Regions from separate parts of the Mus musculus genome. Here regions 1 and 3 are each linked to region 2. A link is a loop called in an ENCODE intact Hi-C map of the cell type or tissue named here. Cell type or tissue: heart. All regions are shown on one strand. Region 1 has its middle 36 kb from the start of Gm30397. Region 2 overlaps Fat1 (FAT atypical cadherin 1). Region 3 has its middle 67 kb from the start of Gm30397.

The links. A loop is a pair of places that touch in the nucleus more often than their neighbours do. Peaks named below come from ENCODE experiments on the same cell type or tissue, not always from the same donor. Only the 100,000 strongest peaks of a DNase experiment are listed, where the experiment ranks them.
Region 1: it touches region 2 in a loop (2.0-fold over the local background); 2 of 42 quality-filtered maps call a loop at or near these places.
Region 3: a loop joins it to region 2, with 2.2 times the contacts of the local background. A loop is called at or near these places in 3 of 42 quality-filtered maps.

Annotation. Positions count from the first base shown.
Region 1 is chr8:44,797,787-44,805,786 of GRCm38, forward strand. No RefSeq gene overlaps it. Among named protein-coding and RNA genes, the nearest start is that of Gm30397, 36 kb to the left of the region's middle. In heart, no CTCF peak of the experiment used is centred here; a DNase peak (open chromatin) is centred at 3,355; H3K27ac peaks cover 561 bases.
Region 2 is chr8:44,994,173-45,002,172 of GRCm38, forward strand. All of the region lies in intron 2 of Fat1 (FAT atypical cadherin 1), which reads left to right. Among named protein-coding and RNA genes, the nearest start is that of Fat1, 48 kb to the left of the region's middle. In heart, a CTCF peak has its summit at 4,870 (motif pointing left); DNase peaks (open chromatin) are centred at 4,659 and 7,609; H3K4me3 peaks cover 1,231 bases; H3K27ac peaks cover 5,948 bases.
Region 3 is chr8:44,694,952-44,702,951 of GRCm38, forward strand. No RefSeq gene overlaps it. Among named protein-coding and RNA genes, the nearest start is that of Gm30397, 67 kb to the right of the region's middle. In heart, CTCF peaks have their summits at 80 and 4,947 (motif pointing left); DNase peaks (open chromatin) are centred at 140 and 1,330; H3K4me3 peaks cover 200 bases; H3K27ac peaks cover 1,899 bases.

The DNA of each region.
Region 1 (8,000 bases), 200 kb before region 2:
GCTAAGGCTGCATGTCTCAATAGATGGATGGGTTCCCAAAACACAAGCTGAGGAACGGGCACTCAAAGATGAGGCTCAAGGGAAGACTTTAGATTCAACTTGGCACACCCCATCACCGTGGCTGACGCAAAGCTCCTAGGGACTATAAAATAAATAACAATGATTTTGTTTAAAAAATAATGCCTCTACAAAATATGGTTTTCCCAAAGACCTTGTGTGAAAAATCATCTACAACACATCTGTAAAAACAGACCAATAAATGTACCAGAGATTTCAATGTAAGATCCACTAGAGGAAAATATAAGGAAACATTTTTTTAGGATAGTCATGAATGGGAAAGATTGCTCAGCGGTTAAGAGCACATGGCTGCACTTCCAGAGTTCCTGTGTTTGATTCCCAGTACCCAGAGGGTGGCTCACACTGCCTATGACTCCAGACCCAGGTGGTCTATGCCTTCTTGAGACTTCTGAGAACACTTCATGAACATAGTACACAGACATACATGCAGATGTCCAAACAACATTTTAGAAAAGACAGCTATAGCCAGTGGCTCTCTGAATAGCACTACACTAATTCAAGAAATGACACAAGGAGCTAACAGCTGAGATAGTATCAAATTAACTGGCTTCTACATACCAAAGTAAACAATTAACAGACTGAAGGTAATGCCTACAGAATTGAAATATAAAGCAGCCAACCACACATCTGAAAGAGTAGTAAATATCAAAAAATGTAATTATGTGAATAACTTAAAAAAAAAAACATAGGCACCAAAAAAACAAATAATCTAATCAACAAATGGGCAAGAGCTAACCTAAGAGACACTTCTCAAAAGGGAGTACAAATGGCCACAAAGGCATGAAAAATCAGGGCCTCTTCACCTCACCTGGGCAGCAGAGTAGAACTGGTTCTGGTAACCCATAAACCATAAACGTTTGCAAGTAAATATGTTTGAACAAAAGGGTACACTGTGTGATACACAGTGATGTACTGTGACACACCACAGTTTCCATGGTGAAATGTTTTTGTTATTTTTTTGTTTTCTTTTCTGGGGTGGGGGTTGCAAGGGCAGAGGGCAGATATGAAAGGTTGGGAGATGAGTGGGATTGGGGTACATGATGGGAAATTCACAGAGACAGAGAGATATTAGTGCCTAACGAGATAGCCAGATCCAGATGTTCTTGTGGCACAAGCAAGAGAACCTCAGACCAATACCCTGAACCAATGTAAAAGCCCCAGGCATGGTGTTGTGTGCCTGCATTCCAGCATGAAGACCTGAAAGAAGTGGATCCCCAGGGCTCACTGATCACCCAGCCTAGCCTCCTAGGCAAGCTCCAGACCAGCAAAAGAGTTCTCTCAAACAACAGGGCAAATGACATCTGAATGAATAACACCCCTGATTGACCCCTGCCATCCAGTATTTATACACACATTTATGCACATGTGCTGCAACACATGTGCCCCCATGAACACATACATGCACACACTACATTTAAAAACCTCAACATCTTTATCCATAAGAGAAGTTCAGGGGAAGGAAAAACTACATTGTCAAGTGCCCAGTGGTCACACACACAGAGAGAGAGAGAGAGAGAGAGAGAGAGAGACCTTATTATAATTTCTTATCCACTTGGTATTGTTATCAAGAAAGCAAAGACAGTCAAACTTGCAAAGATGCAGGAATGAAAAGGGACCCTTCTTCACTGCTGGTAGGAACACAGACTACTTCATCTACTATGTAAATCAGTATGGAGATTTCCCAAATAATTCAAAATAGATTTATCCTGTGAACCAACTACACTACTCCCAGGTCTGTATGGAGAGGCTTTTAAGACAGCAAATGGTGTTTTATGTTAGCCAAGTTAAGGCATCCGTCTAGGAGTGGGTGAATGCAGGGAGAAAGGGAAGTGTTACTCAACCACAAAGGAAACTGAACTGTTGCCACTTGTGGGTGAATGGGTAGAGCCCATCAGGTTAAATGTGAGAAGCCAGAGTCAGAAAGACAAACAGTACATTTTCTCTCGCACTGAGAATCCAGACTCATTTAGAAAGAAAAAGAAAAAGAAAAAGAAAAGAAAGAGAACTCTGGAGAAGGAGGTCAGGGAGAAGTGGAAGGGAGCGAGGACAGAGGGGGCACATAAGATCCAATTAGATTTACATGGACCTTTGAAAATGTCACTCTGAAGCCTGTTATTTTGTACAACGGTTTAAGATGGAACTTAATAGGAGTCATTTTGAATAAAACCTCCATTTTAAATAGAGGCCAAATAAAGTTTAAGTTCCCAAGACCTCTCTGCATAACTGATATCCTGCTTGGCAGAAAGAGACATGTATATGGGTATCTGACATGTCGAGAATTCCTGTCAAGTTGAAACATGAATTCTAGGCAAGTCACTCTGCCACAGCTGAAGAACCCAAACAATGGGACCAGGAACCACAAAGACGTGTTCCTAAGGAAGTCCTCATCCTTAGACTCTGATTGGTGGGAAAATGTACTTATAACTTGGCACAGATGTTTGTGGATTTGGGGCTTGAAAACTCTGCACCACTCTGAGTCAGGGTTGCAGCTCAGCTCCCAAATCCGTTCTGTGTTCCTGATTGATCAGTAGCATCCGGAGTACAGTAAGTTTTTGTCATCTGCTTAGCTACTTACTAAGATGAACGTTCAAAAGACACGGTCAGTTCCTGGGTCTGTGCTGTTGCCTCTGACTGGTCAGTTTGTGTAATTCAAACACAGATCTTGCTTTGCTTGACTATTGAGACTGCTTGGATTGTTTTGGATTTTTGGACCCCAGCACAATTAATACACACTAAGCAAGAGGAAAGACCGTGGAAGGAGAGGGGTTTCCAGGGATGTGATGGAAAGGCACATGTCCCTGACTGAGACTTCTAGATGTTTAATTTTTAAAGAAGCGGATTCTTTCTTTGAACTTCTTGAGCATCCCTTATAGCCTTAGGCTTCTGCCACTGGGTATTTGGTTTTTGAGGAAACAACCCCTGCAAAGGGAGTTCCAGGCATTTGTCTGTGTTTTCCTACCCAGAATCCTTTGCTCTGTTCTTTTCCTGTCAGGGTTCGTTCTAAACCTACCCTCCCTCACTCTCCCTTTCTGTCAGTCACATTTGCTCCAGCTGAGCCTTCCTGGGCTTGCTTACAAAGGCTTCCAGGAGGAATAGTTTAAAGCTGACTTGGCCATGGCCTTGGTTTTATAGCTTCTGGCTTCTGAGAAGATAAGAAAACTTTGCCGCTCACTTCTCCTTTCGGATCGGAATAACTTTATCACATGGAAGAAGTGAGTGGCCTCCTCAAAGGCACTTAGTAAATCATTGGCAGAGGAAGCAGTAACTGACTTTTGGACCCTGCCTGCCCTTCTTGTGTGGCCTTCCGTTTCACATTCATGAGAGAGCTAGCATAGACTCAACAGCCAAACCATTTTCCAGGGAGCCAGCCAGTGCAGGGCCAGCTTGTCCCAATCGGCAGCTACTTACAGGAGCCCCCGCAGACACCTTAACAAGAACCCTGCTTAGATAAGAAGGCTTACAAGAAAGATTTTATGTTTTTTTTTTCCTAAAAGGTTTTATTTTTTTTCTCTCTATAGGAAAAGCAGAGTCTTGATGGTGTGGCAGCTGCTTCTGTTGCCCACGGGGAAGATGCAGCAAAGGGTAAAGGGTCTGGGACCCCGAAAGACCTGAAGACCTTTAAGGAATATCATTTTCATTTCGTGTGTTAATAAATTCTGAGGCTCATAGTGGGGGAAACAATTGAGGTGTTCTTAGTGAGAGCAAACGTGGGAAAGAGAGACAAACAGAGAGACAGAGAGACGGGGCAAGAAACAGAGAAAAACAGAGACAGACTGAGAGGCAGAGAGAGAGAGAAAGAGACAGAATTAGAGAGATTACTTAAGCTATGAACTTTGACCTGTTCTAATAAAGTAAGAGACTAATTTGAAAGAAAACTAAATTGCATGCAGTAAGATAAAATAGCTAAGTCCTGTGTCTGGGAGTGTCATTCGAACTTGGTCATTGCCTCTGGCTTGATCTCTGCCACTCCCACACTCCCAACAACACACACAAACATTAGATGTCTAGCATTGAAATCTATGATTCTGGGAGGTCAACTGTGCTCTTGCAAGTGGAAATGATGGCATGCTCTCTCCCTGCAATAGCATGCTCTGCAGGGTCATGAAAACAGCACTTAGCTTAAACACCTTGTGTGAGTCTCACCAGTCAGTTGACAGCAACTCTTTGTGCCTTGAAACGGATGGACGCCTTACAGCTGCTACATCAGCCGTTCTCAACTTTTGGATCATGACCCCTGAACGACCCTTTCACAGGAGTTACACATCAGATATCCTGCATATCAGATATTTACATTACAATTCATAGCAGGAGCAAAATTAAAGTTATGAAGAGTAGCAACAAAAATAGTTTTATGGTCAAGGGTCACCAGGACACGAGGAACCATATTAAAGGGTGGCATTAGGAAGGCTGAGCACCGCTGTGCTGTGTGATAAGAACATTCCTAGCTTTTCCAATCTAAAAGCAGGCCTATGAAATCTGTAAAAGACGTGAGCTGGTTGAACTTCTGGACTGAACCCAAAGGAAAAAAAGAAAAACTTAAGACAATGAAGGACGGCTTTGAAGTTCTTATTTCATTATTAACCTAAGGGACAGCCTGGATCTCCAGCATATTTTAACTAATCCAGGTTCTTAAGAAGGTTTGGATGTGGTTCAGCCATGGCAAGCCCCCCTAAGCTTAACATTTCCACAGCTGACAAGATTTGCTGGCTGGTGAGTCAGGCGTTAGAAATGTCTACAGAATGGGAAAAAAAAAGTTCTTCCCTTGTCCCAGCCTCCCGGGTGACACAAGTCTTGCTCGGAGGACAGGATTTGTAAGAGAAAGACTAATTCAGCCTTGTGAATATCATCCCAAAGCCAGGATTTGAGCAAAAGTAAATCAAGCAAAAAAAAAAAAAAAAAAAAAAAAAATCACTGAACAGAGAGAGTCTCCTGTCTACTGTGTCACTTCTCGCTCAGCAACCCCTTCCATAGAGGTCAGGTTATAACAAGAAAAACTTAAATAATTTGGAGAGTTTAATAGATGTGTTATAGAATAATAAGCCAAGTGAAAATCATGCAGCAATTGAAAATAATTACATAGATTCTAGGGGTCAACATGAAAAAAAAAAGTCATGATATATCATTAAGAAAAAAAGGGTTAAGTTCAGATTAATGAGAATAGAGGCCATTTGTGCGCAAAACAGTATGTTGCACTGTGTGTGCACATGTGTGTATGTGTGCCAAGCATCTCTCTCGCTGTGCAGAAGTCCCCAGTAGAGATACTTACATCATGATGAGTTGGACAAGTCCTTGTGGTGGGTGGGCCCACACATTGTAGGATGGTTTACAGGATCTGGACTACTCCACCAGGTACCAGTAGCAAGAGATTTGCAAACTCCTGAAGCTACCCCAAAAGTGACAATCAAAACATCTCTAGATATCTCTAGATAACGTCCCTTGAGAGGTAAAAGCATGCCCTTTTGAGCTCCATTGCTCTGAGCAGTAAGGCTTGGGGGAGGGGGAGGTTGCCTTATTTTCCTTCTCTCTTCCTCTGGGGTACTTGATTTATCTTTGTCTCCTTGTTTGAGTTTACCATGAGCATTCTTAGATTAGAAAAGAAAATTAGTTTGTAGATGTTTTAGAGGGAAAAGGTTTAGAGATTCACCTCATCGCTCACTATGAAACCTGAAGAAACTGAACTTGTCTGTCTGTTAAAAGAAAAGAAAAAAGAAAAAAGTTCTCAGGAAAGCTGGGCTGCCATTTTGATTGATGTCATGGGTACATGCAATGTATTTACTCCAAAGAGCTTAAGGCTCTGGGGGGAAAAAAAATCAGAATACACATTCTTTTTATAGCCCTCAAAATAACAGCAACAGAACTGTTAGAGGAAGTGGCAGCCAAATCAAGATATTTAGCTAAGGCAACTGGTATTCAAATCTAAGGTTATGCTTTTTTAAAGTTGCCCTAGGCACAGTGTCCTGGATGTCCACACTGGAAAGCTGATTCACTTGCTAATTTACTCAGATTATGACAGGAGACTCTTGGTAAATATTAGTTAGGGTTTTAATTAACAACATTTAATTGGGGCTGGTTTACAGGTTCAGAGATTCAGTCCAGTATCATCAAAGTGGGAGCATGGTAGCATCCAGGCAGGCATGGCGCAGGAGGGGCTGAGAGTTCTACAGAATACTGGCTTCCAGGCAGCTAGGATAAGGGTCTTGAAGCCCAGACTCAACAGTGACACACCTATTCCAACAAGACCACACACCTCCTAATACTGCCAGTCCCTGGGCCGAGCAGATACAAATCATCACACTTGGAGTCACTGAATTCCTTGAGAATGAAGGAACATTGGCAGTTCTGGTGTAGATTAGTTTGTGCCCTATGCGCATTAAGCTAGGTAATTCAGATATAGACTACTTCTTGTGGGACAGCATTTGGGATCAATGTCTGGCTACAGCTATGTGCTGCAAGATCATCCCCACTAGGCAGCTTCCTGGTGGGTCCATCTGCAAGCCTAGCTAGAGCTTTTAGCTGAGTAAGCACGAAACCCAGGAGTCTTCTGGGCTGCCTAACTGGGCAAAGAGAAACTTCCACGGAGGACACTAAAAGTTCTTCAAAGTGAAAGGGGACAAACGGAAAACACACCAAACAACATAAAGGAGGAATTAGAGGATGCAAGGAGGGCAAAATTAAAGAGAAAAGGCAGAGGCAGGGCAAGGAAGGCAATACCCAAAGAGAACAAAGCATCGAGGCGTTTGCACAGCAGGGCAGCGGGAGCAAGACCTTAGAGCGCTGGGGAACAAGGATTTGGGAAGGAGAAAAAGAAAAGAGTGTTCTGGTTTTGCTTTTGTTTTTAGTTTGACTTTGTTTTTCCACCGTTAATTTACATTTTATTCACTTTACATCCCGAAGGAACGTCCCCATGCCTCTTCCCAGTGCCCCCTCCCCAGCTTCCCCCCCCTCCCCAGCTTTCCCCCCCTCCCCCTCCCCTTCTCCACTGAGAAGGGGGAGGTTCCCCTCCTGAGTACCAACCCACCCAGGCATATCACATCACTAGGCACATCCTCTCCCACTGAGGCCAGAACAAGGCAGCCCAGTTAGGAGAACAGGATCCACAGGCAGGAGAACAGGATCCACAGGCAGGCAACAGAGTCGGGGTAGCCCCTGCTCCAATTGTTAGAGACCCACACGACGACCAAGTTGCACATCTGCTACACCTGTGTGGGAGGCGGGGTGGGGGTAGGGGAGAGGGTGGAAGGTTGGGGGAAGAGGTGGGTCTTCTAGCCTTTGTATGCTCTTTGGTCGGTGGTTCAGTGTCTGGGAACCTCCAAGGATCCAGGTTAGTTGACTCTGGGATCTTCTCGTGGATTCTCAATTTCCTCTGGGCGCTTCTTTTTCCCTTATTTCTTTATTTATTTATTTATTCCCTTTGCATCCCGATGTAGTCTCTCCCCTCCCACTCCTCTCTCCTTACAAGGCCTCTCCCCATCCCCCTCCCTTTCTTAAGCACACAGTAGTGGTCAGTGCTGGGGACGGCTTCAGGAACGGTTGTTCCCTGGGCTCAGAGATGGGTGAATTTCTGCTCTTTTTCAAAGTAGTCGTTGTACTCCTTAAGTCACCATAGTTTAGTTTCACAGTGTTTACCCATGAGTCAGTCGTTCTGTCACATGTTAGACAAGTCTCCTTTTCCTGCTTCTGCTCCTAGGTTGTTGGTCCCTAGCTGTATAGGGCTTCTCAACCGCTCCTCTCCCTCTCAGAGGGAGTAAGTTTCTTTTCTGACTCCACGAAAGATAATGTCATAGATGCATGACGCACACTCTGTGTGTGGCTTTGGAGCCCTTCCAGTAACATTATAACAGCAACAGCCAGAAATGGAAGGGAAAAAAAAAAAAAGATGATGATAAACTTCAGCGTTGGTATTAGGACTAGCAATGTCCTCT
Region 2 (8,000 bases):
AGTTATGTAACTGTTACTGTGTTTGGTTGTAGGAAATAATGCTGCCTTTACTATTTAGTCTTCAGGAGGTCATTAGTGCGTATCTCCTGGTTCTCATGTAGGGATGAATATTCTGAAAACCTTCAAGATAGCTCATTAAGAGTCACTCCCCCCTCACCCCACTCCCCACCCCTTTTATTTTTGCCTGCAAACTGTTACTTTGTCCATTTTTCTTACCTTTGGTATTGTTAAGTGTAATCTGGCCCCTTGTGTAGATGTAGAAGCTCAGGTTTTTTTTTTTTTTTTGAATCCTAAAAATGTTTATTCAGTTTCAGCTTTGCAATAATTCTGTGTATACTCCTCCCCCAAAAGGCTTCATTAAAGGAGTACTAGATAATTCCAACAAAGATGTGTGTGTGTGTGTTTAAATAATAAAAATTGAATTTCCTGATTAATTTTACATATAAACTTATTTAGTATCATGGGTTTCTGGAGCTAGTTAAAAAAAAAAAGACATTAGAGTTCACTTTATGTCTCTCTAAACTATAACATTGAGGACACCCAGAGTATCTGTCCTTAAGTTCTGCCTAGACTGTGCTCTTCATAATGACCATTAATTACTTGCATTCTGTGCCTAACAACACTGGGCCTTGGGATGTCTGCACACAGGCACATCCCTTCTCGATTATATTCCTGACTTCATTAAGTAATTGAGTCACATAATGCAGGATTCAAAGGGCACAGAAAGATTCCCAGTGAGTGCTTTCACTTTTATGTAGTCCTTCATTCCCGTCCCTGGTGTCTTAAGTGAGTGTTTTCTTTTTCTGCATTGGTGCTCTGGCCTCTGGAGCCTCTCTGGGGGCTGGGGATGGAGAATGGCAGAGCAGTTGCCTTTCACAGGCAAACTGACTCTCTCAGTTTGGGTTTCCATTGCTGCAGTGAAGCACCAGGACCGAAAAGCAACTTGGGAAGGCAAGGGTTTATTTCACTCAACAGTTCTAGGTAACAGTTCTTCATCAAACACAGTGAGGGCAGGAGCTGATGCAGAGCCCATGGAGGGTAACTGTTTACTCACTATGGCTTGCTCAGCCTGGTTGCTTATAGAACCCAGGACAGGGCTGGCTCCGTCCACATTGGTCTAGGCTCTTCCCACAATCAATCACAAATTAAGAAAATGCCCTACAGGATTTCCTACAGCCCGATCTTACAGAGGTATCTTCTTGATTGAGGCTGTCTCTCCTCTAATGACTGTGGCTTGTGTGAAATTGACATAAAATTAGCCAGTACACTAGCGAACCCTGAGCTGATTGATGCTCATAACTCTTTTGTTAGTCTGACCCACCCTTGCCCTGTCCCTTAGCTGGAATCTTCCCAGTGTGCTTGCTCTGAGCTGCTAGATGCTATCTAAGCCGCCCACCCCCAGGCTCCTTTATTTCACCTTATCTTGGCCATGCTTTCTGCCCCTTGACTTTGTTCCAGTACTTAGGGAGCAAGCAGTGGGACATAGTAAAAGATTCATCTTTTGGGCTCTCCACACTGCATAATAATGCAGCCTGTATTTCCAAGCACAGAGGCAACTGCTTCTATTTCTTTTCTCTCCTAGGTAAGCCAGGCAAAATGGTTTAGAAAAATCCCTTTAGGGTAGTGATTGACAGGCTCAGCAAATGATTCTTTGACTATAGATGTGTATCCACCCGCCTACCTCTGGCCCTTTCATCTATCGGCTCTTATCTCCTCTAGTAAATAGGTTACTGTTTGACTAATTTTCATTCACTGCTGTCCTTCTTCCTCTCTGGAAAGAAATATATGAAGAATTATATTTTGTAGCCATGCTAAATAGACTAGGAATGGGTAATGGGCATAAGCGGGCATCCTGGCTTTGGTTTGTGGGGTTAGTTGTATCAGTAGGCACACTGTAAGTCAGTCTCTTCATTGGCTGAATCATATATTTCTGTCCCCTTGAGATATTTAAAAATGGGTTTGGAATTTGAGGGTGGCTTGCTCCTCCCCACTTTGGGACAGTAATGGGGATTGAACCCAAAGACCCACATACACTAGGCAAACACTCTTACCGCTGAGCTATATCCCCAGCCAAAGTTGCTCCGGTTGGGTTGAGGTCCTACCCAGTCTGTTCGTCTCTGGATCAATGGTTTAGAACACTTTAGGCTCTTCCAATGCTGCTGGTGTTCTTTCTGATGCACTTTGGTTGTCTTTGAGAGCCGAACTTCAGGGGGCAGTCAAGAGAGAGCAGCAACCCCTGGCTTTTCTTTCTTGACTCTTAACTTTCTGTTGTGAACTTAGACTTCCTAGCCCTTCTACAGTCTCTTAGCCTCATTTTTGCCCATTTTTGGGAGTTCAGGCCACACTCTTCTTCCTCTGATTTGTGCTTTGCATTTTGCAATCAACTTTGATCCACTTAAATCCTTTAAATCTTCCTGGGGGAGGGGCCTTGTGCTAAGGGCAGAGAGACTCCAAACAGAGTCTCCAAAGGGAGACTTGCATTTTCCTCACTTTACAAATAATTACATGACTTCAGAGAGGTCAGGACCACCCAGGGTCCAAACCACAGGCATGGATTTCCTCCCTGCTGCTTCTGGGTACTGCGTCTTGGATGTGTGAGTGTGGTTTTGCGGTGGTTATTCTGTATCCGAAAGAATGCTGTGTCAGAGCATAGTTGCTTTTAGTCTGATACTGTTTCTGTGGCCCTTTTCACATTAAAAACCACAATGCTCTTAAATGATCCTAGCTCCTTAAGCTTGCTACCATTAACCGTGTACTGGAGGAATTACTGACCATTTTGTATAAAAGGCCAGGGAAGTTTTTAGGTAGGCAGTCTGTCCAGTGTCTGTCACAGTCATTTAGCTCAGTGTTTGTAGTTCAATGATAAAAGGAACTTTCAAGTTTGTATAGCTTTCAGTATTATAAAATGTGTCTAGCCATTCACAATTTAAAGTCCATACAAGTTGAGCAACAGTTCCCTGACACTGATGTGTTATACGTAACAATGGAAATACTTCACGTATTGATTTTTTTTTCTTTTTTCTTGAAATGGGGCAGCAGCTATTTAAATTATTAAACTCTGAAATAAAAGACCCAACTTTTCCCATTCTGTAAACAAGAGTGCATATAGACAGACTGAGTGTTGCCTTTCCAGGCGCTTAAATTACAACACTTAGAATATGCGTTATTAAGCATGTTTTTTGAGATTTAACAAGTTCCTGGTAGATGTTTAGAAGTGGGTAGCAATACTAATTAGTTCTTTTCCCCTTTAAGAAATAAATCATTTCTCACTGGAAGATAAAAGATGCCTAAATTTGATATTTTCGCCCTTGTACTGCTGGTATATCTTATTACAAACAGCCAGAGCTGCAGTGCCAGCTCCCCTGGTTGGCTCTTGGTTCTTGGAAGGTTCCTCCCTCCCCTGTTTTTTTTCGTAACCTTGTCTGGGACTGAGTTGTTCATACTCAAAAGGACTACATTATACATTTGTTGTGCTTTTAGGAGAACACCAATATACAAGGGCCTCTGATTTCCTTGCTTACATGTAGAATAGAGTATTTCATAAAGAGCTATCTGTGTCGGGTATATAAGGGATGGTGTGACTGTTCAGTAGAAGATTACAAACAGATTTAGTGGAAATAGAATATTTACATTTAGTAATCGACAAACCGAGCGTTCTTTAATCACTGCAGAATACTGCAGTGGGTAGTAGATATACTGGGCACCTAATCGCATTCTAGCTGCATGCTCCTTTAGTAAGTGAGTCTTGTATTACTGAGTAATGAGGCAATAAGAAAATGGCATTTTATTGTGGCTGGAAAGGAGACCTAACACAGTTCAATAGGAAGTAGTTACAGCCGCAAACAACTTCCGAGGGTTTCCGGTGTAACATTTGATAGCTCTAGAAAGGAAGGAACTGAAAGGCCACTCACGCCACAATGGCAGGGATTCATTAACAACAACAACAGAAAGTCACCTTCGTGTATTTTAAGGGCTATAGACTTTTTTAAAATCTATTTCTCATTACTAGTTTTTATTTTATGGTGAAATGTATTACCTCTAAAGTCTTAAAAGTCAGGTTTTATCTCCTGCCTTATCTGGTGCATTTTTCCCCCCATCAAATCTGTTTTCGTGGGATCCTTAGGGTCAGTTGGATCAAGGAGAATTCTGCGATTCTAGGTCACTGAACGTCAGTGACTAAAGTACATGTAAGATTTTGCACTTAAGATGCTTTCGTTGAAGTTTGCCGATGTTAACCTTAGATATTAACCTTACAGTTGATTGAGTGCTTTCCCTCCCTCCAGGCCTCCTTCCCTCCTACATAACTTATATAGAATACTAAAAACAATTAATTCACAGCAAAATTGATTTGCCTTCTGATCTTGTGTTCTGAAACCACTAATTTCCACCAGGAAACAGCTCGCAGAACAGATGTAAAAGCAGAAGAAAAGCGGGCGATACTGACCTCAGCCCCTCCTTGTGTGGCTTCAGAGTGACCGTCTGATTAATTTTATTAGTGTTTTCTGCGGACCTCTGAAAGTTCGAGTTAAGTGAATTCCGAGCTCCTTTCCAGCCCTGACAGGCTATGAATAGAATTCCATTTTTGGCTCCAAGCCTAATCCTGCCGGCACCAGTACTGCAGTGACAAACAATAGCTGCTCAGATGGCCACAGCTGCCAAAGATCTCCCAGCCAACTGCAGTTAGAACCGGTCTCAGAACACTACCTATAGGAAGACAGCGCACGCTGCCAAGGCTCTGAGAGCCTCCGACAGAAGCTCTAAGAGTAGATGCACAATGACAGCTATAGGAGAGTTGATGGGGAGAGCTGAACCTTTGCCTCCGCCTATGACGCCCTCCAAGTCTCCAGCATGGGAAAAGGGAGACGTGTTGTCCTGCCCCCTGATGGTCTGAGCTAAGCAAGACTCTGACTTTTTCATTGTTGGTTCTGATCTTGCCCTGTTGCTTGGTTCTCTTCCTGGCTCCAGTCCTCAAGGGCCAGGACCTTTCTGTACCCAGTTATTGTATCCATGACAGAGCCAAGCACAGCGCTGGCTGTGGGAATGCTACTCACTCCCTGCTTGCTTTCCAGTTCACTGGTAAAGGGTTTAAAAACTCAGCCAGTTGGAATGGTTCTGCTTTCCCCAGGCCCCCTTTAGCATCCGTTGCTTGCCTGTCTCTCCACCTTACCCACACCCACACACACCCACCCCCCTCCTCTGTGATCTTCCCAGCTGCTACAGATGTCTTTGGTCCGAGGCCATTTTTTATTTCATTAGAGCTGTTTCAAATATACAGGCTAAAGTGTTCATGGAGAAGATGCTCATGCAGTCACATGGTACACATGGTATTTCTTATTGTCTCCTATATTGATGCCTCAGAGTACTTTTTTGGTTTTTCGAGACAGGGTTTCTCTGTGTAGCCTTGGCTGTCCTGGAACTAACTCTGTAGACCAGGCTGGCCTCGAACTCAGAAATCTGCCTGTCTCTGCCTCCCAAGTGCTGGGATTAAAGGCATGCGCCACCACTGCCGGTAGAGTATTTTTAATATGTCATCTTAAAACATAATGATTTATTTCCCCTATGACTGTAGCTTCTGAGTTCCTGAGGCAGTACAACTGACGATGTGTATTTTAATGTTGTTATGTTATGGAGACGTGAAGAGACTTGTTTAGCAGCTAGAACACTGTCTTTAACTACTGCTATTTTATTCTGATAGTTGACATTATTTTTGAGGTTAAAAAAAATGGTATCAGTGTGTAAGAGGAACAGAGAGATAGCTAAGATGAAAAAGATAGGTTTGAGAATGCAGGGAGAGTGAGTGTTTTCTGACTAGAGAGGATACATTGTCCTGTTAGTTTTGGAGCTACTGTCTTGATTAATCTCACTGATGTCACTGTGCCCTGCCTGTTTCGGTGTTTTTGTTTGTTTGTTTGTTTTGTTTTTGTTTTTTTTTTTTTTAGGTGAACCCCTGAGGGCATACATTTCTACTCAGGTGGCAGAAATGCACACTGTAGAACATGGTATATGAGGGAGTCACACTGTATAACATGGTAAATGAGAAATGCACAGTGTAGAACATGGTATATGAGGGAGTCAAGGGACTCCCTGGGATTAAAGGCGTGTACCACCCCTGCCTGGGCGGGAATTTTAAACACTCTCCACTTCTAGGAAATATGGTTTGTGTAGTGGGACTCTAATTTAGAATAAAATTCATTCCATTTCCAGTTGCTTTAACTTATTAGAAGAAGTTGTCTCCCACTTGCCACTGTGGTGGTTTAAAATGAAAACGAAAATGTGGGACTGGAGAGATGGCTTAGAGGTTAAGAAGTTGTGAATTCAATTCCCAGCAACCACGTAGTGACTCACAACTATCTATGTATAATGTGATCTGACATCTTTCCTAGTGTGCATGAAGACAGCATACTTATATAAAATATAAATATAAAATATATATATATATATATATATACACATATATATCTATAAGTCTTATTTATGTTTGTCAATGGCTGCATAGTTCAGGCTTTAGAAATCTGTATTGGGGGCTGGAGAGATGGCTCCAGAGGACCTGAGTTCAATTCCCAGCAACCACCTGATGGCTCACAAGCATCTATAGTGGGATCTGATGCTCTCTTCTGGTGTGTCTGAAGACAGCTACTGTATACTCATATAAATAACAAATAAATAAATCTTAAGAAAGAAGGAAGGAAGGAAAGAGAAAGAAATACTGTATTGGATTCTTTTCCATCTAAAATTTCCACCCAGTAAATTGTTCTCCTATATCTTTTGCTTTGAGTTTTAACGTATTTTTAAGGCTATAAAGTTTCAAGTAAAAGATTTGTTAAGAACTGAAGATCCCTTCCTTGAGAATTCTAGTATAGGAAAGGAAACACCTTCCTTGCCCCGTCTCAGTCTCTTCCCTGACCAGTTCCTCCTTTCTCTTTTGACAAATTGCTTTGTAAATATTTCCATATACATTTTGTATAGGAAGTTAGCATTCATACCCAAGGCTCACAATAACGTTTGCCTCTTAGTTCTGGTAGCTCTTTGTCTAAAGGTTGCTCAACCACTTTACTGACTGCCCCTAGGGCTTATCTTATTTTGATTTTCCTTAATGTTTCTGATTCCTAGAATGCTTAGCCTGGCACCAAAGGAAGCACCCAATTATTGTGCTAAAAAGGAAGCAGGGGGTGGTGGGTCACACCTGTAAAGCCAGGATTCTGGAGGCCTAGGCAAAAGGAACCCAAGATCTGGGGCAGCTAGGGATATCCAGTCTCCCCAAACAAAACTGAAAGCAGCCGCTAACTCTACCACCAAAAAACAAAACAAAACAAAACAAAAGGTGCTGCTTTTCCCTGTGGCCAGCTCAGCTTTTTCTTTTTGACCTGTGATATGACAACCCTTTACTAGAGCCCATGAAAGCACAGCCTGATGATACATTTGGAAAAGGATCGTGGCATTTCTTGAGTTCCTATGTAATTCCACAGGTCACTGCACAGTTTCCAGTTCAGCACGTCAAATGCCTTGAGTTAGGGACCAGTCAGAGCCCTCAGGTTGGGAATTTGCAAGCTTTCTGTTGAGTCACTAGGAGAGGCGCCTTCCTGGGTTTGTGCCTAATCAAGCACAGCTGTTAAAAGGCGGAGCCTGGGCCTGGGGCAGCTGTAGAAGTGACCTGGAGGCCACTAAGTCTTCCCTTGCTTGCTTCTGAGGTCTTCTGAGTTGCCTGGAGCTGTCTTAACTGGGACAAACCTGCTGAAGAAGTTTGTGCCTTTACCAAAACCACGGTTTCGAAAGCCTAGTGGCCAGAGTGCAGCTGCCTCAGGCCACCTTTGTATTGAAGCAGCTGGGATGCCATGATAACAGGCTGGCTGGTCCCCCTAGGTGTAACTGCTTACAAGCACCAGGAAAGGACCTGTGACAGCTGTCAACCAAGAGGTCACGTCTTCTGGCCCTTCTACAGCTTGGCTTATTTATTTGTTTTTTTAAAAGTATACATGAAAGAGTGCTTGCACCGAACAGAC
Region 3 (8,000 bases), 300 kb before region 2:
ACACAGTGAGTGCCTGCTTCCTTTGCTACCACAGATGCAGCCAGCAGAGCACGTATTCCCTTTTCTGAGTCTTTAGTGTACAAACATGTTTTTATCTTCTGTAAGTGTTCCCAAAATAAGGGCCTCTAGAGACCGCCCGGGAGTCTGATGTCTCATTCCAGTCCCCGAAGTACTTTGAAATAGTCTTATCGCAGAAAGCAAATCACGGGGCTCTCAGTTTTCCCATGCTTGTGATGTCTTTTTGGTGACTTCACATTCTGTGAGCTATATTTAGTGGTTAAACGCCTGGCTGCTGAAGAGTGACTCTGTCTGTTTGTAGACTGTGAATAAAAGAGTCTCAATATATCGACAAAATGTTCAGCTCTATTCTATTGATCTTCTCTGGCGAGAAATCACCTATTTCATCAAAGTGAAGGAAGATTCTCAGCATCTTCCAACACAGGTGTAACAGCACTTGTGTAAAGGCTGACTTAATGCAAAGAGACATTTATAAATATCCATTCATTTATTGAACATGTTAAGAACATTTCTAAACTGGAAGTGATGATGCCCAATATTCAATGTATATTACTTAAGTATTAAAATGAAAACTGTTCCCAAGGACAAGATAAGTGGCAATCCAATTTAGATACTTTTAAGGGTGAAGGGTAGACTAGAAGGTAAGATGATGTTTGGTATAAAATCAGTATATCAGCAGAACTGCATTTTAGGTCTTGATACCCTTAGTATCCTCCACAATACTTCTACTCTCCAATATAAGAGTAACTTGCTAAAACAAAAATACATATATAATTTTCTTCATGCAGGAAATATTGTGGTTTGCTATGATAGAAAGAATACCAACTTCATTTTGGAAAACATCCAGACATGTTTAGGAAACAACAGGCAGGTATTTGTTGACAAACTGTAAATAAGCAACAGTAATAGCTGAGGTTTCGTTCCCCATAGTGAGGAACCGAAGCACTGTCTGGACTGTTAATCCCTAAGCAAGGCCTTCACAGCCAGATCATGCATCCTGGTCTTCCCTTATCTCGGCTGGAAACTGCTCGGATCCCTTCCCTTGCTGGCTCCCATCAATAGCAAAATACATTTTTCCCCCCAAAGAAAGCTTCTTCAGTGGCTTGAGGTTGAACGGGAAACATCACTCCTTCCATTTAACTTCAATTTTGTCTCTGAACAACAACAACAAAAAAAAGCCCAGAATCAAACTGAATGTGTTTTTCAGTGAAAGTAGCTCTTTATTGGTGATTATGCATCATGAACTTTGATGAATGAGGGCCAGCAGGCTGTGCTCTTGGAACACAGCCAAGTGGAGAGACGAGGCAGCTGCTGCGGGGAGACTGTGGAAATCTGGCCCTGCTGAGGTCTGAAACTCAGGCACCAGGGCGAGGGGCAGCTTGGGGTTCATTCAGGTCTGGCTTAGGCAGCATGAGGGTCAATGGAACTTTTATCAGATCACGTGAGAGGTACCATATCTACACGGACAGCAAGAATCTTAATGTCTACAGAGGGAGGGAGGGAGGAAGGGAGGGAGGGAAGGAGGAAGGAAGAGGGCAATAACAAAATATACTAAGGACAAACTCCAAGGAAGAGAACTGTCACCAAAAAAAAAAAAAGGAGGATTTTCGTCAGGGGGCATGTCAGACCCAAGGCTCACACATAACATACACCATTGAACCCTTAGCCCAGCGTCAATGACTCCACCAGCGCCTCACTAGGTGTGGCCTATCTACTAGTTTGGTCTGCAGGTGTTGGCACCAGTGACTTCAGCTGGGAAGGCAGAGAAACATTACATGCAATTACTTATTTGCATTCATGACTCTGTGCATTCTATAAATGACCTTACTTAGCCATTCAATTACTTTGGTTAGACAGTAATTGTATTCTCTCATTAGCCAAGTGGGAGGTTTCATAAGGCTGAAAAAATGCAGTTCTTAAATGTACTTAGGTCATTAAAATTCACAGTAAAGAAGGTGTACAGGTTTTGTTTTTATTATGTTTTGTTTTAAAGAAATCTCCAGGCCTGAAAAGCTGTGTACTGCTTCAAACGCCCTTAACAGCCTTTTGTCAATGCCACACCAGAGGGCCTGGTCTCATCGCACAGGTGGCCTTTGCCCACTGCCTCTCAAATGCGGTCTTTGCCCAGCCTGTCAATCTGGTCCTTACGTCTCAGCATGGACTGGCTTCTACTGTTGCCCCTGAAACATGTAAATCCAAAGCTTACACTCATTGACTATATGGCATTATTTGACCCTTTTCTAATATACTATTATGTATTTATAAATATAAATGCTCTATATTAGATAGATAGATAGATAGATAGATAACGTATGTACGCATGCTATTTTATATGCTCTGACCAGTGTTCTGCTGGTGTTTCCTCTACCTCTTAACCATTCATTTCCTCTATTCCTGTTTAATTTTCTGCTTCTATCTTACTTATTGTTGCACTTCCTAGTTCTATTTTGAATCTTTGTGCTACTTCCTTTGTGACACTTACTCCCAGGACGCAATCTTCCATACCCCGCTGTTTTAACCACCATCCTTCTGGGAAAACCCTGAACTTCCCATGATGCCTGTGATAGTTTGTATATGCTCAGCCCAGGGAGTGGCGAGATTAGGTGTGGCCATGTTGGAGTAGGTGTGTCACTGTGGGTGTGGGTTACAAGACCCTCACCTTAGCTGCCTGGAAGCTAGTCTTCCACTAGCAGCCTTCAGATGAAGATGTAGATCTTTCAGCTCCTCCTGTGCCATGCCTGCCTGGATACTGCCATGCTCCCGCCTTGAGGAAAATGGACTGTACCTCAGCCAGCCCCAATTAAACGCTGTTCTTTATAAGAGTGGTCATGGTGTCTTTGCCTTGGTCATGGTGTCTGTTCACAGCAGTAAAACCCTAACTAAGACAGAGCCTAAAGCCCAACAACCACAACTTGCATATTTCACACTTCATCTTAGCCAAAAGGCCGAGAAGCGATAACTTGCATATTCCTCGGTGTCTCAGACTCCAAGTTCTTTGTGTCTTCACCTTTAAAACCAACTTCTTACTATTGGTCTTATCACCACCACCAATTTGGTATTCATCTAAGCTAACATCTCCATCCTTCTGTTTGTATCCTTAGTTACTCCATTCATTCCTTGGGCCCATTCATCTGGCTGGTTCTCTATGTATCTTGTTGGTCAAGATTCTCTTCCCAGTGCTTTTTCTTTATTTCAGGAATTCATGTTCCTGTTCAGACTCATCCTGGGCCTTCTTCATTTGATCGGTTCCTTCTTTGGGATCGTGGCTGAAGTATAATGGGCTTAGTTTGAAGTAACTGGAGAGAAGAAACAAAGACTAAAAAGAGCAGTAGTGAAAAGAGATCACTCTCCTGATCTTCAGAGTCAAACCCTCACTGTGCATTGGTGCGCACAAGATGCTCTCCTTGGAAGGTGGGCCGTTCTAGTGCAGGTCCATTGCCCTGTGAAGATTTCCGGGAACGGACTAACTCTGTGCTGACTAACAGACAGAAAGAGACATAGGGACATATCACCATGCACAAGGGAAGAATTACACACAAGGGAAGAGAATCCCAGAAGGGCCATACGGCACACAGTTGAAGCTTAAATAACTTCCCATGCTACGGAGAAAAAAAAATAGAGGCTTGGGTCCGGGTGGCCTGGAGAGTCTCTGGAGGATAGTGATGGCAGGCTATAGGAGGAGATGACTATGAACAAGGATGTGTGGACCGTCGTCAGGGCAACCTCTCAGAGGAGCCTTCAGAAGAACAAACGGCAAGTGCGTATCCAGGAGAGCTATCAGAGGCTCCAGCATCTACTAGCCTCTTCTCCCCAGTAGTTAACCTTTCCTGGTTAATGTACTTTGATGATAATTTGCATTCCTTCTGGGTAGAGAGTCTCAGAGAAGGCCCTTCCTTGTATGATAGGAGAAAGGGATTTAGAGACTTCTAGAAGGTGGAGTGAAGAGAGGAATCTTAGAGATACTCCTTTCAAGTGGAGCCTTGGAGTTCAGAATTGCTTTGGGGTTTGGGGTTTGGGGTTTGGGGTTTGGGGTTTGGGGTTTGGGGTTTGGGGTTTGGGGTTTGGGGTTTGGAACACCACCTTCAACAGGGCTCTATCAGCAGCAAATGTCCTCCCATTTGGGTACGTTATCATCTAGATCTCTGTGTCTCCCTTTATCAGAGACCCTGCCCTGTCTCCTTGGGTCATGCTGGTTTACTCTTTGATCATTCTATGGCTTCCTCGTGCCCTTCTGCAAGACTACGTCCTTCTGTATGAAGCATGATCTCTTAACTAAAGATGAAATAGACCTTTTTTTTTTTTTTTCACTTGAAACAAACAGCGCTGCTGTTTGTTGCCAGGGCGCTTGTCTTGTAATATATGGCATCCTGAAGCCCTAGCCTTTGGAGCTCATGACTTCCCCAGTCTCGAGTGGATCTGTATCAGTCTGTAGAAGGTCCAGGGTGAAATTTACCCCAGGGGACATTGTATGGCCACGTCCTAGCACTTATCCTGGCTGATGGCATTCAGCAAACGATATCTGCTGACTTGATCACCACCTGCCCACTTTCAGGCAGACATTCGGACTATCTGCCTTAGCCTTGCTCTCCCAGCCCTGACTAACGACCACGTTATCACGTTCCCTCACGGCCCAGGCATCCACCAAGTACATGTATTCAAGGAAAGATAAAGTGTGTGACCCAAAGTCCTCTCAACCACAGAAAAGGGTAGCAGAGATAAGCACATAAAATAGATACATCAACCCCCCAACACTTGGGAGGTCCTCCTGGTTCAAAAATCACATTTGAGCGTTGCGCTCCTGGGGTGGTCTCTTATGACAGTGATTGCCCTGAAGCTCAATCTGCAGCGGCAGAATCCCAAACTGGCTTTTTTTCTTTCCTGATGTTCCTCCTCTGCCTTACAGTCCCACTGTTTTAGCTCCCTCTGCTGATACGGCTGCTTATCCCTGCCCAGCCAGCTCAGTAGAAGGCACAACTCGGATGCCCGCCAACATGACTGAACGCTAAGATGTCTTCTCGAGCCATCTCTATGCTTCCTTTAGAAGGGCAGTAATGCAGATTAGGAAACCTAACGCATTGCTGAGGTTGCTTTGTCTGAATCCATTTAGACGTCTACGACAAAAATACTGTGAGATGAGTGGGTCCCAAAAAGCAAATATTTATTTCTCACTCATAGTTCCAGAAGCTGGGAAGTCTAAGATCAAGTTACTGCTATCTGGGTCACTGAGGGCCATCTTTTCGTTCTGTTACATGCAGGCAAAGGGGATATGGAATCTTACAGATAAGCATCTCGTTCACGAGTGTGCTACCATGATGACGTAAATGACACTGCCTGCGCTTGCATAAGACCTGGGTTCAATTCTCAGCACCTACACAGTGACTCACAGCTGGCGACTAACTCTTGTTCCAGACTATCTGGTGCCCTCTTCTAACCTCCACGGGGATATTATGGACTTGTATTTATGTTATCTGGGTTCCCAAATTGCAGGAGAATCCCACATGTAAAACTCTGAGGGTCCCTGCCCCCAGTTGGTTCTGATTGGTGAATACAGTTGCAGGAGGTCAGGAGACAGAGGCAGGACTTTAGGATTCGCAGGCAAGGGGACCAAGGAAGAGGCAGAATTGCCATGCCACAAAGGACTAAGAGTCCAGCTTGAGAGGGACAGGAAGCGAGACATGCTAATCATGTACAAGTGGGGGAAGAGCAGTCACAGCCCGCACCCCTCCCTGCCCCGCACTGGTCTAGGGTAGCAAAGATGGAATATAGATTTTTAGTAATAACTCAGGATTATCGGAAGGGAGGCATTAGCAACGTGGAAGTTTGGGAGTACCCCAGCCATTGAGCTGATTAAGGCATATTAAATAGAAGGCTGCATGTGTGTGTTTTTCATTCGAGAATCCAGACCATTGGGACCAATAGCAAGGAACTCGAGCCTCCACTGACAGGAGATTAGAGCGGATTAATCAACTACAGCAACACAGAGATCAGGAATATACATGGCAGAAAGACACACAAGAAAACAAAACATTCATACAATAATTTTTTTAAAAGAAAGAAAGAAATTAAAGAAAGAAATCTGGAAGGCAAAATTTTCTAAACACAAAATATGAATCCCTTTCCAGAACTGGCGTTTCAGGAATCCAGTTCTCCAAATTCACTTGTTGGTTTTGTAATGGTCAGTCTCTGCCTCTCTGGGAAAAAACAAAACAAAACAAGAAACAGAAAGCTAAAACCATGTGCTGGTAAGCATTAGTTTTCAAAAGACATTAAATGAAAGGGTAGAGGAAGGAATAAAGAAATAATAGGTTTCAGAATAGTGATGGAAAAGGAAATGACAATTAGGAAAATGTTGAAAGAAGTGTTTGGACGTTGGAGGTCCTCCCTAAGATCCCCAGGTAGTGCTCCAGCGGCATTAAGCTCTAAGACCTGAGGTGCAGTGAGATGCTCAAGGTCTCTTTAAAGACACTAAGGAAGTTCTTGGTTGAAGTTAGTGAGTAAAGCCTGAGTCAGGCTCCACCCAACTCCCTAGATTCCTCTCTGAAATATGTCCTCTTGCTCCAGAAGAGTTCCCTCTGGGAATACATTTTGCAGTGGCACAGCCAGCAGAATCCCCATTTGGTTGTGAATTAGAACTTGTGTGGATTTAATTTTAACCATGTCTTGCCCAGTAAACTAAAAATGTAAATTTGCTTACTGCAAGACAATTCTTGGGGGGGGGTCAATTATACTTTTATACTTAGGCAGGGCACTGTGACTTTCAATATCTAGAGCTATGAGTTAAGTAAACCTCTTTACTTTATAAAGCTAGCCACACAAAATAATCATAGATTAATTATGCATAATAATACATAAAGTGATACAGAAGTTAAGCGTGCTGGAGGTTAGGGTGATCTCAGATTAAAAAAAAAAAAAATAGCCCAGCATTAAAACCATACTGCATGCTGGAAAAGAAGTGCCCATTCAGGTATACAGCTTTCCTGCTGATTTCTTTCTTCGTTCTTCTTGGCTATTTTGACTAAAGCTGTATTCCACACCACTTCAGCAGTTTGCCCGGTTACCAGACACTCCTGGAATACTTGGAAGCTAGGTAATTGATTCAGTATTCACCCTTAAAATGGAATCATGTTTCAAAATGAACTAAGCCTGAGAAAAGAACAGGCACTTGTGTTGGAGACAACAACAAAAGCAAGACATTTAATTACCCACGTTCTAAGGCTGAAGGAGAAAACAAACAGCTCTCATTCTGATTCGAGCCCTGCCTTCCCTGCACAGCAGCTCATCCTCAGATGCTCAGGTCTTTACCCAGGACAGAGACCTAACAACCCTCCTCCATTGCTGAATAGAATTAAGCTGACAAGAAGATGTGTGCCTCTTGCTTATAGATGGAGAATACTCAGTGTAAAGATACTAACATTCATGCTCTGATGTCTCCAATAAAGAAGGACCGGAGTTTCTCTTTTCCTGCTTCAGTCCTTCATACTTGGGACAGAACCAAACCCATACTGTCCCATTTTCGTTGCAAAACACTTCGTGTCCCAGCTCCATTCCACCCCTCATCCTGAACTGGACCCCATCCCCTGGAATAGTTGTATGCTTAGCATGTCCCTGAGAACAAATGGCTCTGTCTGTCCTCCTAGAGCTGTAGGGGAGGCCCTGAAGAAGGTTGAGTTCAGAGAATAAGGAAAGAACACTTACACAGGAATAGCCAGTCCCTGCAAAGATTGGTCATTGCCACTCAGTGGCTCACAAATGTCCTACTGACTCATTTTTTCAAAGAGTGGGTTGGTTATTGAACATTAAAATCAACATTTTAAGTTACTTACCATTTCTGTGTGTATTAGATAGCCATGCATGGTATACAGTGTAATTACAATAAAACCAAACAGACCAACCAAAAAAAAGTTTTCCTCCAGACAAAGAAAAACTACACCACTTTCTCCTTGTAAAAAGATACCAACACCCTGACAACATTTTTTTCCTAA